Regions from separate parts of the Homo sapiens genome. Here region 2 is linked to region 1. The links are chromatin loops, found by intact Hi-C in ENCODE. Cell type or tissue: CD4-positive, alpha-beta T cell. All regions are shown on one strand. Each heading gives the region's core, and the rest is flanking DNA. Links, peaks and the distances in the headings are about the cores only.

Evidence for each region. Peaks named below come from ENCODE experiments on the same cell type or tissue, not always from the same donor. Only the 100,000 strongest peaks of a DNase experiment are listed, where the experiment ranks them.
Region 2: a loop joins it to region 1, with 2.1 times the contacts of the local background. A loop is called at or near these places in 1 of 110 quality-filtered maps.

Annotation. Positions count from the first base shown.
Region 1 is chrX:124,354,164-124,362,667 of GRCh38, forward strand. All of the region lies in intron 1 of SH2D1A (SH2 domain containing 1A), which reads left to right. Among named protein-coding and RNA genes, the nearest start is that of SH2D1A, 12 kb to the left of the region's middle. In CD4-positive, alpha-beta T cell, for the core only: no CTCF peak of the experiment used is centred there; a DNase peak (open chromatin) is centred at 5,048; H3K27ac peaks cover 1,097 bases.
Region 2 is chrX:124,235,970-124,244,473 of GRCh38, forward strand. No RefSeq gene overlaps it. Among named protein-coding and RNA genes, the nearest start is that of TEX13D, 92 kb to the right of the region's middle. In CD4-positive, alpha-beta T cell, for the core only: no CTCF peak of the experiment used is centred there; DNase peaks (open chromatin) are centred at 3,532 and 4,222; H3K4me3 peaks cover 645 bases; H3K27ac peaks cover 549 bases.

The DNA.
Region 1 (8,504 bases), core at 186-8,185:
AGGATTGTTTGCCACATATAAACCACCGAATGGATAATTCACGGCAAATAAGCCAAGTACTGACTCTGGTTGACAATGTAAAATTAAAGTTGCAAGATTAGCCTGAAGATGTCATTTAGCTTAAGCAAAGGGGGAGTCTGGGTTGATCTCTTTCGGGCTCTCCCCACCTGGCCTCTTCCCTTCAGCTCCCTCCACTGCCCTCCTTCTCTCAGTGGACAGTTCTAGCTCCATGTCCAAGCAGATTCCCTCCCTTTTTGAGAATTGTGCTTTTGGAATTGTCTTAAAGACCAATTTGTTAATACATTCCCTCTAGTATAAGAGAGGGGCAGCACAGAATGGTGGTTAAGAGCCCAGATCTTCCAGCCAGATCTCTGGGTGTGCATCCCAGCTCTGACCCTTAACTAGCTATTTTCCCTTGGGCAGGTTACTTTAACTTTCTGTGTCTCAGGTTTCTTACCTGTAAAACGGCAGATGGTGATAATGAGAGTACTTACCTCACAGGGTTGTTATGATGATTATGACATGAGTTAATATTTGTAAAGTTAACATGTAATATGTGTTTTTTAATATGAATAAAAGCTCTATAAATAATTGTAATACAAAGTTAGAACATCATAAGTATACGTAAATAAAACTTGATATGGAAGTTCAGGGGAAGAAGTGGTTATATTTATTTTCATGACTCATCAAAATATCACATAGTTTTACCATCACACTTGAAGTTGAATGACTTTCAACTGTTTCAAAAATTAAAATTCTCTCTGAAAGAATAAAGTTTGGGCCATTGTAAGTTTGGAAAGCTCTTGAATCAGAGTATAGTCTCAAAAATAATGGCTTTGTGTAGGATACTATTCCTCTGGATATAAAAGTTCTGAAACGTTTGTTAAAAATCATTATAGTTGTGTCTTGAATTTTGTATGTAGCATTAGTTCGTATAGACGTAGAGGGCATAGGTACTGGCTTGCTTTATTTGAAATGTCATGAAGAAGTCAGATGTAGCTAAATGTTTTCTTTTGTGTAGTACTTGACGTGGTATAAAAAAGGAATTGATGTGGATTTGTCAGTTCTAAACCAGGATCTGTCCCCAACACTGACCCACTGAGAAAATAAGAAATAAGTCAGGTTGGTTGCTTCTTGCTTCTTGTCCATTTCTAACCTGGACACTTTTTTACAGTTAGGGACAACTTTTGATGAAATAAAGACAAATTTCAATATCAGCAGAGACTAGATTAACACATGCTTTATAGTAATTAAAATAAATTAAAGGCAATGATAAAACTCCACCGTTCTTTAACAATTATTCATGTTCTGATTTTTTTGGTGATACATTTTAAACTCTAGGATTATCAAAAAGTCCAAAAAAGCTTTAATGAGGGAAGGAAGTTAAAAGTACACTACATTGCTGGTTTGTCTGTATTAAGGGAGGGAGTCAGAGGAAATATAATCCTGAAGGGGATGTAACAATTTAAAAAAATGAATTACATTTTTATGAGTTGTGATTTGCTTAGGCTAGGTTTGTAAGGCTCCAAATTGTAATTCTGCTTGTTTTTCTTAAAAAATTAGTCACTTAAATAACTACATGAAAAAATAACATGCAAGAATGCATTTACGTTAGTTTAAATTTACTTCTAGTTTATATACACACAGGGACAGACAGTTTTGAATAGTTGTAATCAGAGTGGCATCCCCTTGTGCCCACTTTTTACACATACTGTCATTTTATTTTTTTATTTTTATTTTTTGTTTTGTGTGTGTTTTTTTTAATACTTTAAGTTCTAGGGTACATGTGCACAACGTGCAGGTTTGTTACATATGTATACATGTGCCATGTTGGTGTGCTGCACCCATTAACTCATCATTTACATTAGGTATATCTCCTAATGCTATCCCTCCCCCCACCCCAGGACAGGCCCCAGTGTGTGATGTTCCCCTTCCTGTGTCCAAGTGTTCTAATTGTTCAATTCCCACCTATGAGTGAGAACATGCAGTGTTTGGTTTTCTGTCCTTGCGATAGTTTGCTGAGAATGATCGTTTCCAGCTTCATCCATGTCCCTACAAAGGACATGAACTCATCCTTTTTTATGGCTGCATAGTATTCCATGGTGTATATGTGCCACATTTTCTTAATCCAGTCTATCATTGATGGACATTTGGGTTGGTTCCAAGTCTTTGCTATTACACATGCTATCATTTTATGTCAACATAGTCCACATACTTAAAGTTTTCTGGAAAACCTAAGACTCTAACATTTTTGAATTTTGGCATAAGATTTTATTTGTTTATTTATTTATTTATATTTTTTGAGACGGAGTCTCTCTCTGTCGCCCAGCCTGGAGTGCAGTGGTGTGATCTCAGCTCACTGCAACCCCTGCCTTCCAGGCTCAAGCGATTCTCCTGCCTCAGCCTCCTGTGTGGCTGGGATTACAGGTGCGTGCCACCACACCCAGCAGTTTTTTGTTTGTTTGTTTTGTATTTTTAGTAGAGACAGGGTTTCACCATGTTGGCCAGGCTGGTCTCGAACTCCTGACCTTGTGATCCACCCACTTCAGCCTCCCAGAGTGCTGGGATTACAGGCGTGAGCCATCGTGCCCAGCCAGCATTAACATTGTAAACCTTCACCTTTGACATAGAAAGTGTAATTTTGAACCATTGTTTCTGCTATAATTCCTTTATTTTTCCCTAATTTATATATTTATTTCTAAACTGGCAAAATTGTATATATGTATTGTGTATGACATGATGCTTTGAAATATGTATACATGTGTAATAGCTAAATTGGGATAATTAGCATATGCATTACCTCACATACTTACATTTTGTGATGAGAACACTTAAAATCTACTCTCTTAGCAACTTTCAAGAATACAATACATTGTTTTTAACTATAGTTGCCACGTTGTACAATAGATCTCTTGAACTTTTTCCTCCTAACCTAAATCTTTTATCCTTTGACCCAAATTTCCCAATCCCCACCCTGCACGCCCCTACGAGCCCCTGGTAGCCACCCACCATTCTACTCTTGGCTTGTATTAGTTCAACTTTTTAAGATCCCATGTATAACTGAAACTACGCGGTATTTGTTTCTCTGCGCATAGCTTATTTCACTTTACAAACTGTCCTCCATATTCATCCATGTTGTTGCAAATGACAAGATTTCCTTTGTGTTTAAGGCTGAATAGTATTCCATTGTGTATATACAACATATTTTCTTTATCCATTCATCTGTTGATAGACATGTAGGTTGATTGCATTATGTCTTGGCTATTGTGAATAATGCTGCAATATACATGAAAGTGCAGATTTCTCCTTGACATGATGATTTCATTTCCTTTTGATATATACCCAGCAGTGGGATTGCTGGATCATATGGTGGTTCTATCTTTAATTTTTTGAAGAACTTTCATACCGTTTTTTATAATGGCTGTACTAATTTATATTCCCACCAACAGTGTGCAAGGGTTCCCTTCTCTCTGCATCCTCTCTTGTTGTCTTGTTTTTGATAATAACCATCCTAACAGGTGTGAAATGATATCTCATTGTGGTTTCATTTGCATTTTTCTGATGATTAGTGAGGTTGAGCATTTTTTCACATACCTGTTGGTCATTTGTATATTTTCTTTTGAGAAATGTCTATTCTGGTCCTTTGCCCATTTTTATTTTATTTTATTTTTTTTGCAATGGTGTCTCGGTCTGTCGCCCAGGCTGGAGTGCAGTGGCGCGATCTTGGCTCGCTGCAAACTCCACCTCCCAGGTTCATGCCATTCTCCTGCCTCAGACTCCCGAGTAGCTGCCTTTGCCCATTTTTAAATGGGATTATTTGTTTTCTTTCTATTGAGTAATTTGAGTCTCTTATATATTTTGGATATTAACTCCTTATCATATGTATGGTTTGCAAATATATTCTCCCATTCTGTAGGTTGTCTCTTCACTCTGTTGTTTCCTTTGCTGTTCAGAAGCTTTTTAGTTTGTTGTAATCCCATTTATCTATTTCTGCTTTTGATGTCTGTGCTTTTGGGGTTATACCCAAAAACAATTCCCTTATTTTGAGCAATTATTCCTTATTTAGGGGTGCTTAGGTTAGTTCCATTTTTTTCACTATTAAAATAGGGCTAGTATGAAAATCTTTGTCAAATTGCGTTTTCCTCTTGACTTGTTTCCTTGGAGTGTATGAAGATAAGCAAGGTTATGCAGTCAAAAATATGTATGGTTTTATAGGTCTCGTTATATAACTTGCCAGTTTGAATAGCGATTTTCCATGGACAGGGACAGAGTATGTTTTGTTTGAAAAGGCATATTCAATATTTTAGTTTAATTTTATGTTACAAAATTACTGGTTTATAATAGAAGCTATAGAAAATAAAACTAAGAAATATTATTGGGGAAGAAAGGAAAAAATGGTTCAGAAACACTGTCCTGTGAAGACTGAAATGATTGACAAACCTTCAGCTTATACTAAAATAAAATTGCATTCTTAAAGCATAGACTGAATGACTACGGAGGAGGTGGCACAGAACTGCCCTGGGCAGGTGGAAGAAGCCAGGTTGACAACAGGGAAGTTGCCATCAATATTCCCAATGAGATGTGGGCATTCGCTTTACATTTTAATCAGTCCTTCTGTAACTTTAATGTTCATACAAATCACCTGGGCATCTTACTAAAATCCAGATTCTGATTTAACAGGTCTGGGTGGGGCCTGGAAGTCTACATTTCTAACAAGCTCCCAGGTGATGTTGATGCTGTTGTCCTGGGAATGCAATTTGAGTTGCACTGTTTTAGATCTCTTCCTTGTATGACATATTATAGTAAGAGTTGACTACAGGGGATCCTTGGTCAGTTACTTCAGTAACTTGAAAGTGAAAGATATAAACTGCTGGCCTATTTGAGGGGTGAAACAATTTTGCTCATTCAGAAATTGGAGGGGTTGTGGGGAGAAGGAAATTGTTAATATTAGATGAGTTAATCATGAGAAGTTTTATGTACCATTCACACCAGGTTGTTCAGAGACTGAAGGAGGTACGAAGTTTTGAAGTGGTACTCAGGTTCCTGCTACTTAACTGAAAGTGAGATAAGATCAGATTCGTTAGGAAACAATTCTCAAAACAGACTCATTTACTTTGACTAAATGCGTCTGAATGATAGTAGGGAGATAGAGTCATTGTATTTTTTAGAGACCCACTGTTTTAGAAAGTGGAAAACTTGTTGCTTACCATTCTGCTTATCTTGTTGCTGAGATTTTAAATAATGAATCTCCACATCACCCTTATGATACTGAATTATTGCCATTAATCATTTCTCATAGGGAAAATGGAACTAAGAACCTATGCTGTTTCACTGCTTCCATCTCCATTTTGCTATGTGGCTTTAAGAAAATCACTTAAAGGCTTATGTTGAGTTCCCATGGTGAAAAATGGAAATCAAAGCTCTTGCCTTGTTCCCCATAGAGTACTTGCTGAAGTTAGTGGGCTTTGAGGTAGATTTCAAGTGTTTAAAAAGACAAAAGACTTTAACATTGTAATATTGTATATTTATTCAGCATATTATATATAGGCATATATCAAGCTATTTTATATATGATCTAAATATTCTGGCAATCCTTCGTAAAAAATAAAACATCATATAATCCACATCAGTAGTTAAATTGACCTTTTGTTCAGTGTCACGAATCAAGTAAATCTGAATAGTGTGTTTCAGATTTGTTTTGGCCCTTTAGGTAATCAGTTCTGATGCATATTGATGAAAGATATAGTAATTTTTTTTTTTAGATGGAGTCTCACTCTTGTCGCCCAGGCTGGAGTGCAATGGTGCGATCTCAGCGCACCGTAACCTCTACCTCCTAGGTTCAAGTGATTCTCCTGCTCCAGCCTCCCGAGTAGCTGGGATTACAGGTGCCCACCACCACGCTAGGCTAATTTTTGTATTTTTAGTAGAAATGGGGTTTCACCATGTTGGCCAGGCTAGTCTCGAACTCCTGACCTCAGGTGATCTGCCCACCTCAGCCACCCAAAGTGCTGGGATTACAGGCGTGAGCCTAATTTAATTCACATATTTAAATACTTTTATTTCCAAAGGAGGTTAATGGTAAATGTGATCATCAAGTCAAGCATGACACTCTGCTTGTAAACACATTGATTTTAACCAGAGTTCAGTGCATGTCCTGGCTAGGTGTGGTGGCTCACACCTGTAATCCTACTACTTTGGGAGGCCTAGGTGGGAGGATAGCTTGAGGCCAGGAGTTCAAGACCGTCGTGGTCAACAGAGCAAGACCCTGTCTCTGCAAAAACTAAAAAAAAAAAAAAAAAAAAAAAAAAATTAGCTAGGCACAGCAGTGTGCAACTGTAGTGGCAGCTACTCAGGAGGCTAAGGCAGGAGGGCAAGGCTGCAGTAAGCTATGATCACCCTACTGTACTCCAGCCTGGGTGACAGAGCAAGACACCATTAAAAAAAAAAAAAAAAAAAAAAAAGCATGTGTCCTAACCAAAAGATCTCTATTGACCCAAACTTGTGCCCAAGAATAGCAATCAGAAAATTTATGAAATGAATGATTTAGATTCACATTCAATTGATTCACAATTGATTTTGATTCACATTCAAAAACTGAAACAATTCATTATAAAGTTTACCTTACTGTTTTATGAGGTAAAATTTTATTAGGCAAATTAAGTAGGATTACTATATATACTAAAATATAACAAATAATCTATATCCAGTACAGTGTGGGGATCAGGAACTGGGGATCTAGAATCAAATGGGCCTGATTCAAATCCCATTTTTGCTTCTTAATCTCTAGACTGATTTTGGTTACTTAACATCTCAAAGTCTCAGTTTCCCCATCTATAAAATAAATATTACAACATAAACCTAATAGGATTTTTGTGGGGTCCAAAGGAGATAATGCATGTGCTAGAAACTTAACTTTTTATCCTCCTAAATTCACACGTTTAAACCCTTACCTCCAATATGCTTGTATTTGGAGATAGGACCTCTAGGAGGTAATTAATGATAAATGAGATCATAAGGATGGGGCTGTAATCTGATAAATTTGGTGACCTTATGAGAAGAGGAAGAATGCATGTACAAAGAAGAGGTCATATGAGCACACAGCAAGAAGGCGGCTGTCTACAAGCCAAGAGAAGAGGCTTCAGAATGAAACATACCTTACCAGCACCTTGATCTTGGACTTCCCAGTCTCCAGAATTGTGAGAAATAAATTTCTGTTGTTTAAGCCACCCTGTCTATGGTATCTTGTTATGGCAGCCTGAACAGACCAATACAGATTTTGGTACTGAGAGGAGGAGTATTGCTGTAACAAATACCTAAAAATGTGGAAGTGGCCTTAGAACTAGGTAATGAGTAGAGGCTGGAGGAGTTTTAAGGTGTATGCTAGAAAAAAGCATAGACGGCTGTGAACAGAATGTTGGTAGAACTATGGATGTTGCAGGTTATTCTGATGAGGTCTCAGATGGAAATCAGCAACATGTTACTGCAAAATGGGAGAAAGGTGTTCCTTGTTATAAATGGTAAAGAACTTGACTGAACTGTGTTCTAGTATTTTGTGGAAGGTGGAATTTGTTGAGTAAAAAAATTGACTTTTTATCTGAGGAGATTTCTGAGCAAAAAGTTGAAGGAGTGGCTCAGTCCCTCCTGACTGCTTATGGTAAAATACAAAAGGAGAGAGATGAATTGAAGAAGGAATTGTTAAGCAAAAGGGAACTGGAACTTAAACATTTGGAAAATTCTGAGCCTTTATGTATTGCAATAAATGAGGAAGCTTGTTCTGGAGACAACACTAAGGGTGTGGCTGGACTATCTGTCACTACTTAAGATTACTTATGATGTTAACCAGCCATCTGAGCAGAAGTCAGGAATAGAGTTTGGAAAAAAGCAGCAGAAATATTACCAGTTTGGACCAAAGAGAACAGGACAGTATGGTATAGTTATTTGGCTGCAAACATGGTTTATCTTTCAAGAAAAGGGAAGAACGACCCTGAGGGTGATTCAGAGATAACCAGGGCTGCCATTCCTACTATAGGCCCAAAGTGCACAGGCCTGGAGGGTAAGGCTGCCTCTACCTTGGTTTCAAAAAGTGAGACTGACATCCAACAGAGCCACATAGGTGGGGCCATCACCCTAGCCAAAGGATGTGGCCACCTTACAGAGCTGTGGGGGTGATGCTGCTTTTCCAGTGAACCTGAAGGGCAGAATATTGAATCGAAGAGGATTATTCTTGAGCCTTAAGAGCTAATGGAGTTTGCCTTGCTAGGTTTTGGACTTGCTTGGGACCTGTGACCCCTTTATTTCTTCCAATTTCTCCCTTTTGGAATGGGAATGTCTATCCTCTTCCTGTAGCACCATTATATTTTGGAAGCACATAGCTTGTCTGGTTTCATAGTTTCACAGCTGAAAATAAATTTTGCCTCAAGATGAATAATACTGCTAGTCTCACCCACATCTAATTTTATTTAGATGAGACTTTGGACTTTAGATTTTAAGTTGATGCTAGAATG
Region 2 (8,504 bases), core at 93-8,092, 120 kb before region 1:
AGTAGCTGGGATTACAGGCGCCCAGCACCACACCTGGCTAATCTTTGTGTTTTTAGTAGAGATGGGATTTCACCATGTTGGCCAGACTAGTCTCGAACTCCTGGCCTCAAGTGATCAGCCCACTTCGGCCTCAAAACGCACTGGGATTATAGGTGTTAGCCACTGAGCCTGACCCTTTTTTTTTTTTTTTCTTTTTAGTAGAGATGCAGCGTGTCTCCCAAAACCCAAGTTCCTGAATATAGGTGACCTTCAAAGATAAACTGGACCACAGGATAAACACAATGTGGATTCTCTCTCTACTTCTTGCTTCTGCACCCCTTTGTTCCTGTGTTTCATTCTTCTTTCTATAGACCAGCTTTTTCTTGTCCATATGGAGAAAAACATGGTAGGTAACATCACCTGGGTTTTACATGTTATGGATTTGACCATCCACAGAGAGGAGCTGAGCTTTTTTTTTACAGTAGCTTCACAGTATTTTATTTTTTCTTTATTTTTTTTAAATGGACAAAATTGTATATACTTATGGCATATTAACATGATGTTTTGAAATGTGTATACATTATGGAATGGCTAAATCAAATTAATATATCCATTCCTTCACACACTTATATATTTGAGATGAGTACACTTAAAATCTATTCTCTTAAAACATTTTAAGTATACAATCCATTGTTATTAACTGCAGTCACTGTGTTGTACAATATATCTTTTGAATTTATTCCTCCCATTTAACTGAATTTTTGTATCCTTTGACCAACATCTCCCCAATACCTTACCACCCAGCATGTGGTTACCACCATTCTGCTCTCTGCTTCTATTAGTTTAACTTTTTTAGATTCAACATATAAATGAGATCAGGTGGTATTTATCTTCTCAGAGAGAGAAACTCCCTTCCTTCCTTCCTTCCTGCCTGCCTGCCTGCCTGCCTGCCTGCCTTCCTTCCTTCCTTCCTTCCTTCCTTCCTTCCTTCCTTCCTTCCTTCCTCCCTCCCTCCCTCTCTCTCTCTTTCTTTCTTTCTTTTTCCTTCTCTCTTTCTCTCTTTCTTTCTTTTTCCTTCTCTCTTTCTCTCTTTCTTTCTTGAGTTTCGCTCTTGTCGCCCAGGCTGGAATGCAATGGCATGATCTTGACTCACTACAACCTCCACTTCCCGGGTTCAAGCAATTTTCCTGCCTCAGCCTCCCGAGTAGCTGGGATTACAGCCGCGCACCACCATGCCTGGCTAATTTTTGTATTTTTAGAAGAGACGGGGATTCAGCATGTTGGCCAGGCTAGTCTTGAACTCCTGACCTCAGGTGATCCATTTGCCTCAGCCTCCCAAAGTGCTAGGATTACAGGCATGAGCCACCGTGCCTGGCTGAAACTTATTTCTTAATTTAAAAATCCCCTGGGAAGAGATTTCTTGGCTCAATTTGTGTTAGGTGTGCAGCCCTGGATGCATTCTCCTAGGGATCAACCTTTACTGACCCAATGCAACTTGCGAAAGAGGGATATAAAAACCATGGACAGAGGGCTGTGAATCTCACTGTAGAAACATGCCGTTCCCTCAGGCACTGAATGGATATAGAAGGGAAGGGAAAAGCCCTTGAAATAAGTATTGGGAATAAAATACCTGCCCACAACACCTTAACACAGCATCCCATCTGGTTTCTGCCAAGTGATCAGAATTGATACACGCTACTATTTGTCATCTCTGCCCTGGCTGCCTCCTATCAGTATAGGAAATTGATGTGGTATTCTCATTTGTACTGACTGTATTGGTCCAAGGAGAAGATCCTTATATCTGTCCAAGTTGCACACCCCACCCCCAACCCCCTTTCCCTGGCTTTGTAACGCCTTCCTGCTGTTATCCACTACTTCTTGACCTCATCCTGTATCATCCTGTAGGAGAACTCAGTCAACTGATTGCACTTCTAAGAAGCTTTTTCTAGACATGGTGCCAGAGCTGTTGTGGACAAGGAAATTGCCCTTGAGGAAGATGTGGCAGTTAGAGGAGTGAGGCAGGATGGCTGTGTCATCAAGAAAGTTTGTCCGACAATTTAGGCAGGACCTCACAGGGTACTGGTTAGATCCAGAAGCTGAATTTTGTCAGAGATACTTAGAGATCTGTAATCTCCTGGGCATAGACTCATGCTAACCAATGTAAATCACAAGGGATAGAGATATTAATACAAAGCTATAATTCCAACTTATTTTCAGGAGTACAGAGAACTATTAATCAGGCTGGAGTTGGCATGTCAGCTGGTCAGGCTAGACCTGAAAGAAAAGCTAAATGATAGCAGAAGATTGTTTATGGAGCAAGGAATGAAAACTAGGAGCAGTTCCTTGGATGATCTTAATGGCATCTGCCATTCACCTGTGACAGCCCCACCCTTGGGATAGATCAAAGAGGAGAGACAAAATACTCATATTTGTATGTGAAGATGAGCTCTCCTGGACTAGTTGAGCAACATGTTGAGAGTTTCTTGTTCTTTGACTCATTTTCTAGATCTCTATCCACACTTGCCTCTACTTTGGTTAACACATCTATCTTAAGCCTCAAATTATCAAGCTATTAGCAGTGTTACCTCAAAACCAGAGTTCTGAGAAAGGAACATTGTTCTGCAGGATGATAATTGATGTTTTTCAGTTAAAAATGTCTTTTACATGGTCGACATTGAGTTAAATAGGTTTCTTTCCCACAGGATGTCTGAGAGCCTTTAGTGAACCAATATACACTGTGAATTTCCAAAAGAAGGGTAGAACCTGCAAATTTATTTGACCACTTAGTTGTATTTTTCAAAAGAAGTTATGCTGAGTGAAACAAGCCAGGCACAGAAAGACAAATACTGCATCATTTCACTTACATGTGGAATCTAAAAAAGTTAAGCCCACAGAAGCAGAGAGTAGAATGGTGGTTACCAGAGGTTGGGATAGGGGGCAGGGATAGAGGTTGGGATAGGTTGGCATTAGAATGGGGAGATGTTGGGCAAAGGATACAAAATTTCAATTGGACAGGAGGAATAAGTTTTCAAGAGCTATTGTAAAGCATGGTTATCATAGTCAATAATAAAGCATATTTAAATTGCCAAAAGAATAAATTTTAAATGTTCTCACTACAAAAAAGTATATGAGGTGATAGAAATCCTAACTAGGTTAGTATAATCATTTCACAGTGTGTACATATATCAAAGCATCACCTTGTACCCCATAAATATATACAATTGTTATTTGTCAATTAAAAGTAAACATTTTAAAAAAGTTATGAGGGAGAATGTCTTAGTTTCCTATCTCTGCTGCACAAACTTGTTGGTTTAAAACACAATTTTTTATTTTACAGTTCTGTAGTTCAGAAGTCCTGAAATCAAGGAGTCAGCAGAGCTGTGTTCCTTCTGGAGGCTCTAGAGGGGAATCTATTTCCTTGCTCTTCCCAGTTGCTAGGGATTACCCACATTTCTTGGCTTATGGCCCCTTTCTTCATCTTCAAAGCCAGTGACAGCATATCATCTTCAAATCTCTCTCTCTCTCTCCCTCTCCCTCTCCTCCCCTCACCGCCTCTCTACCTCCCACTTCACTGCCCCTCCCTTTTGCTCTGTCATCATATCTCTACCTTCTGACTCTGATGCTTCTGCTTCCTTCTGTTATAAGGACTCTTGTGATTACATCTGTCCTACTAGATAATCCAGATAATCATCCCACCTCAAGATCTTTAGCTCAATCTCATCTGCAAAGTCCTTTTTGCCATGTAAGGTAACACGTTGATAGGTTTCAGGGATTAGGATGTGAACCTCTTTGGAGAGAGTTATCATTTGACCTACCACAGGGAGCAATGGGAAATACTGGACTATGGTATTAAACATGCTAATACAATCATACTCTACTAGGGTTATGCTAGTGTCAAACCTGATCAGATTTGGGGAGTTCCTGACATTTCTCAGATACCTCTTTAGAGGCTGGAGTTGGCTTCTACACTACCGACAAGATCTAATGTTCTCTACTGGTGGGGCAGTGGCAGAAGCTCCTGAAGGGAGAAGGAGCAAGGGCTTGTGCACTGAAGAAGGGGATTTTCCCCAAAGCTTCTTCTCAGAAACATACCCTTCTCAAAAAGACCAAAGTCATGCAGAAGAATTCCGTGGCAGTGGGTTAAAGTTACCTGTTTAATCGAAAGTAGAGATAACCTATCACTTTCATTTCAAATGGAAACCTGGGCTCCAGAATGTCTTAAATGACAGTGTTACCAACCTGGGAAACCCCCCGTTGACTGGTGAGCAAGAAAGTAAGGCTGAAAGCAGGCGATCTTTTTATGCCACCTAATGTATTTATGACAGGTGCTCTGCTGTGTTTGGAGAAATGGACACCCGAAGTTTTCGGCTTTCCTGCAGAGAATATGTGATCCCTTCTTTCTTTCTCTAAGGATATTTAACTGTATTTCATGATATGACAATAATAACTCTTGACTTTGATATAGTTTCTGCTAGGTCTGGGGTCCTCAGAACTGACTACATCACCAGAAATAAAACTGAAGACTAGATAGGGGTTATTGAGATCCCATTAAATACTGCCTTGGATAAGAACAGTAATTTCAGCTTAAGTGCTTGATTATGCTGAAGATTCTATTGCAGAGTATGAGTAACTTAGACTGAGAAATAATTCCTCATGTGGTTTTGGATCTGCTTGGGAAAATACATACCAGAGGTTTCCAGGCATCTCTTTCTTACCAAATCTCAATAGCATTTTCTTCACTCCCATGTTTTTCTCATCCCCACTGACACTGACTACCCTAACTTTTTATATTTTTTTAATATTTTGGCTTCAGTGGTCCAGCCTTATACTAGTTTTCCTTCTATTCTTTTGACCACATCTCTGCTTTATTTCCTGGCTCTTCTTTTTTCTTCTTTGTTATAACTGGATTCTCCTAAAGACATTCTCATGGACACTCTCCTCTTTATCTTTATATACTCTTTCGTCAATCCATCCATTAAACATTTAAAAAGTATTTAAATATTTATGTTTGGAGACCTGTATTGTGCTCTGGGGATAGATAAACGTATTAGACACAATCCTTGCCTTCTGGGAGCTCAAAAACTGGGGAAGGAGACAGAAAATCAATGAAAATAGTATAGTGTAATATTTAGTATGAAATATATAGGACATGTTTTATGGAACTCCATGGTAGGGGCATCTATATATTTCCAGTTGGGTTGCTTTCATCTAGAAATAACAGAAAATTCAAAATGATTTAAGCAATGAGGATAAATATTTCTGATAACAAGAAATGTAAAGCCACAGAGGTTCCAGAGTTTGTCAATTCAGTAGCTTAAGGACATCATTAAGAACCCAAGTGTTTTCCATCTTTTCATCTTTCTCATCTGCTATCTTAAGCAAATTCCTTTCAGGATTGCAAGAAAGCTGCAGTGGTTGCAGGCATCACATGTAGAAATGATAATGTTCACCAAAGAAAAAGGTGTTACTTGCAGTGAATTTGATTTTATGAAAAACCTATTTTTTTTTTTTTGAGACAGGGTCTCACTCTGTAGTCCAGGCTGGAGTGCAGTGACATGATCATGGCTCACTGCAGCCGCGACTTCCCAGGCTCAGGTCATTCTCCCACCTCAGCCTCCCAGGTGGCTGGGACTACAGGTGCATGCCACCATCCCGGCTAATTTTTTAAAAAAAATTTTTGTAGAGATGGGGTTTTGCTCTGTTGCCCAGGCTGGTCTCGAACTCCTGGGCTCAAGCAATACCGCCTGCCTCAGGCCTCCCAAAGTGTTGGGATTACAGATGTGAGCCATCGCGCCCCACTGAAAAACCTCTTTTTGAAGCCTCCACTCAACTTCTTTCAAGGACCCATTAACTAGGATTACCAATTACTGGCAAAGAGAATAAAGATGCCTTGATTGATTGGTTTAGATCAGGGGATCTCAGCTTTGGCTGCACGTGAGAGACACCTGGAGGGCTTTTAAAAAGCTCATGCCCAAGCATATCCTAGAGCAATTAAATCAGAATCTCTGACTGTGGACCCAGGGATCCACATTTTAAAAACTCCCCATCTGATTCCCCTGTGCAGCCAAGGTTGAGAACTATTGGTTTAGACCAATCCCTCTGATTTGTGTCTCTGGAGAGGGAAGAGCTCCCAGTCTCCCTTTAAGAACCGGAGTGACTGCTATAGGAGAAAATTGAGATTCTATACGCAAGGAAGAAATGAGGAATAGCTTTTTGGTGGGCAAATCACAATGTCTGCCACAGTGACTAATCAACATTCATGATTTCAGTTAGCATTTCTGTGAGGAGACTGATGCTTCTAGCTTTGACCTCGTCTGAGTTTCAACTGTTTCCTGGCATTTCTACTTGGATTTTTTCATCCACACCTCGATGTCAACTTGTTCCAAACCAAGTGTTCCAGCCTGCTGCCTCTCCTGATGACATTATTTTCATAACATGCTACTAGCATTCTCAGGATATTTCAGGCTCAAATTCTTGGAATCTTTTCTTCTCTGTCTCCTTTACGACTATTTAAAAAGTCGCCTCACCCTGTTTTCATTTTGTTTTCTGGAGATGTTTTTATTCCACTGTACTATATCCTCTTCCAGACTGGTTCAGACTGCCCTTGCAGCATTGTATACTTGCATTCTGTAACAGCTTCCTAGCTGGCTTCCTGATTCTAGCCTTAAACCTTTTCAGTTGATTCCGCATATCACTTGAACGAGTTTAGACATATTGTAGACATCACTGTAGACATAGTGCTAAGATACTGCTTTCATTATGTCACTCTGCACAATGCCTTTTGATGGTTTCCAAATCCTACCTGTTTTCAGGGTCCTCCAAATTTCAGGGTTTTCCCATCTATTAAGGCCTGGTTCCAGCCCTAGTTCCTGTAGGAGGCATTTTCCATTTACTCCAGACCTCTTGGATCCACACAGATCTTGGTTCAACTCCTGACTGTTACGTAACTACCTGTGTTTCCTTGGCAAGTTGCATATGCTTTCTGAGTTTTAGTTTCCTCATCAGTAAAGTGGGAATAATACTAGGTGTTTTTTTTTTTTTGAGACAGAGTCTTGCTCTGTCGCCCAGGCTGGAGTGCAGTGGCATGATCTCAGCTCACTGCAAACTTCACCGTCTGGGTTCAAGCGATTCTCGTGGTTCAGCCTCCTGAGTAGCTGGGACTGCAGGTATGCACCACCATGCCCAGCTAATTTTTGTATTGTTTGTGGGGATGGAGTTTTGTTATGTTGGCCAGGCTGGTCTCAAACTCCTGACCTCAAATGATTCCCCCTGGCCTTGGCCTCCCAGAGTGCTGGGATTACAGGCGTGAGCCAATGCCCCAGGCCACTAGTTTTCATCTCATAGGGTTATTATCAGGATTAAATGAGTTCCTTTTCTCCCTGCCTTTTTTCTGACATCTTATGTTGCCTACTTTTTAGTACATAATGTAGCCTTTTATTATCTAATGCCCTGTACCCTGGGCTCATTGTTTTTTGCATGTAAATATCTTTTCACTACAACTTGACAGACAAGCTCTTTTAAGGAAAGGCGCTGTACTTGCCACTTTTCTTGTGTGCCCTCCTGAATTCTGTTGTATGCTAAGCCCATATAGAAGGTATTCCACAATGTTTGTCCACTTTTTAAGTATTAAGTAGCACAAACAAAAAGTACTATAGGAGCTGGGAGAACAAATCTGTCTGCAGCTTAAGGAGATGGAACTTCTGTTCAGAGTTACTTTTTGCTGTCTGCCTTTCAGTCAGCAGCCTCCCTGCTTGGTTCCTGGCACTGAGTTTCAGGTGATCTCATTTGGATAGAAGAATCTCCATCCCAGTTTTCATTGCTTTCACTCTTGGAGCAAGGTAGAGATCTGACTTCTATGGCACTAAGCTTGCATTCAGTGGCCTGTTCATCATATCAGCAAAGGCTAATGTCTTTGTCTTCTGGTAGGGTAGGGTGATTTTCTCATTGGAAGCTCCATTTGGGTGTTGCTTTCTAAGTGTTACCAAAGTTGTTGCAAGGTGTTAATGCAAATGAGGATAAACAAAAGTGTGACTCTTTCTTGGAGAAAAAGGTATCATATATTTTGCTCTGTGGCTTCACATGGTTTTGGGTGTTTTTGTTGTTATTGTTTTGTTTACTTGTTTGATTCTCAAATTGTGATATTCCTCTTCCCTGTAACCCGTTTGAATTGGAATCTACATCACTGGGAGTTGGGAAAAAAAAGCCTTGGGCAGAGAATTAGAAGACCTGAGTTTGTTTGTAGCTTTAGCCAAGTTAGTCCTTCTTATTGTGCCTCAGTTTCCTCATTTGCAAAATAGGAATAATGCCTGCCCTGCCTATTTCACATTGATGTGGAGAGAAAAGATGACCAGCTGCATAAGCATGCTTAGGAAAGTGAAAAGCCTTTACAAATGTGAGGATGTATATATGTATGTATGTATGTATGCATGTATGTATTTATTTATTTGAGATGGAGTCTCGCTCTGTCGCCCAGGCTGGAGTGCAGTGGCGTGATCTCAGCTCACTGCAACCTCCGCCTCCCCAGT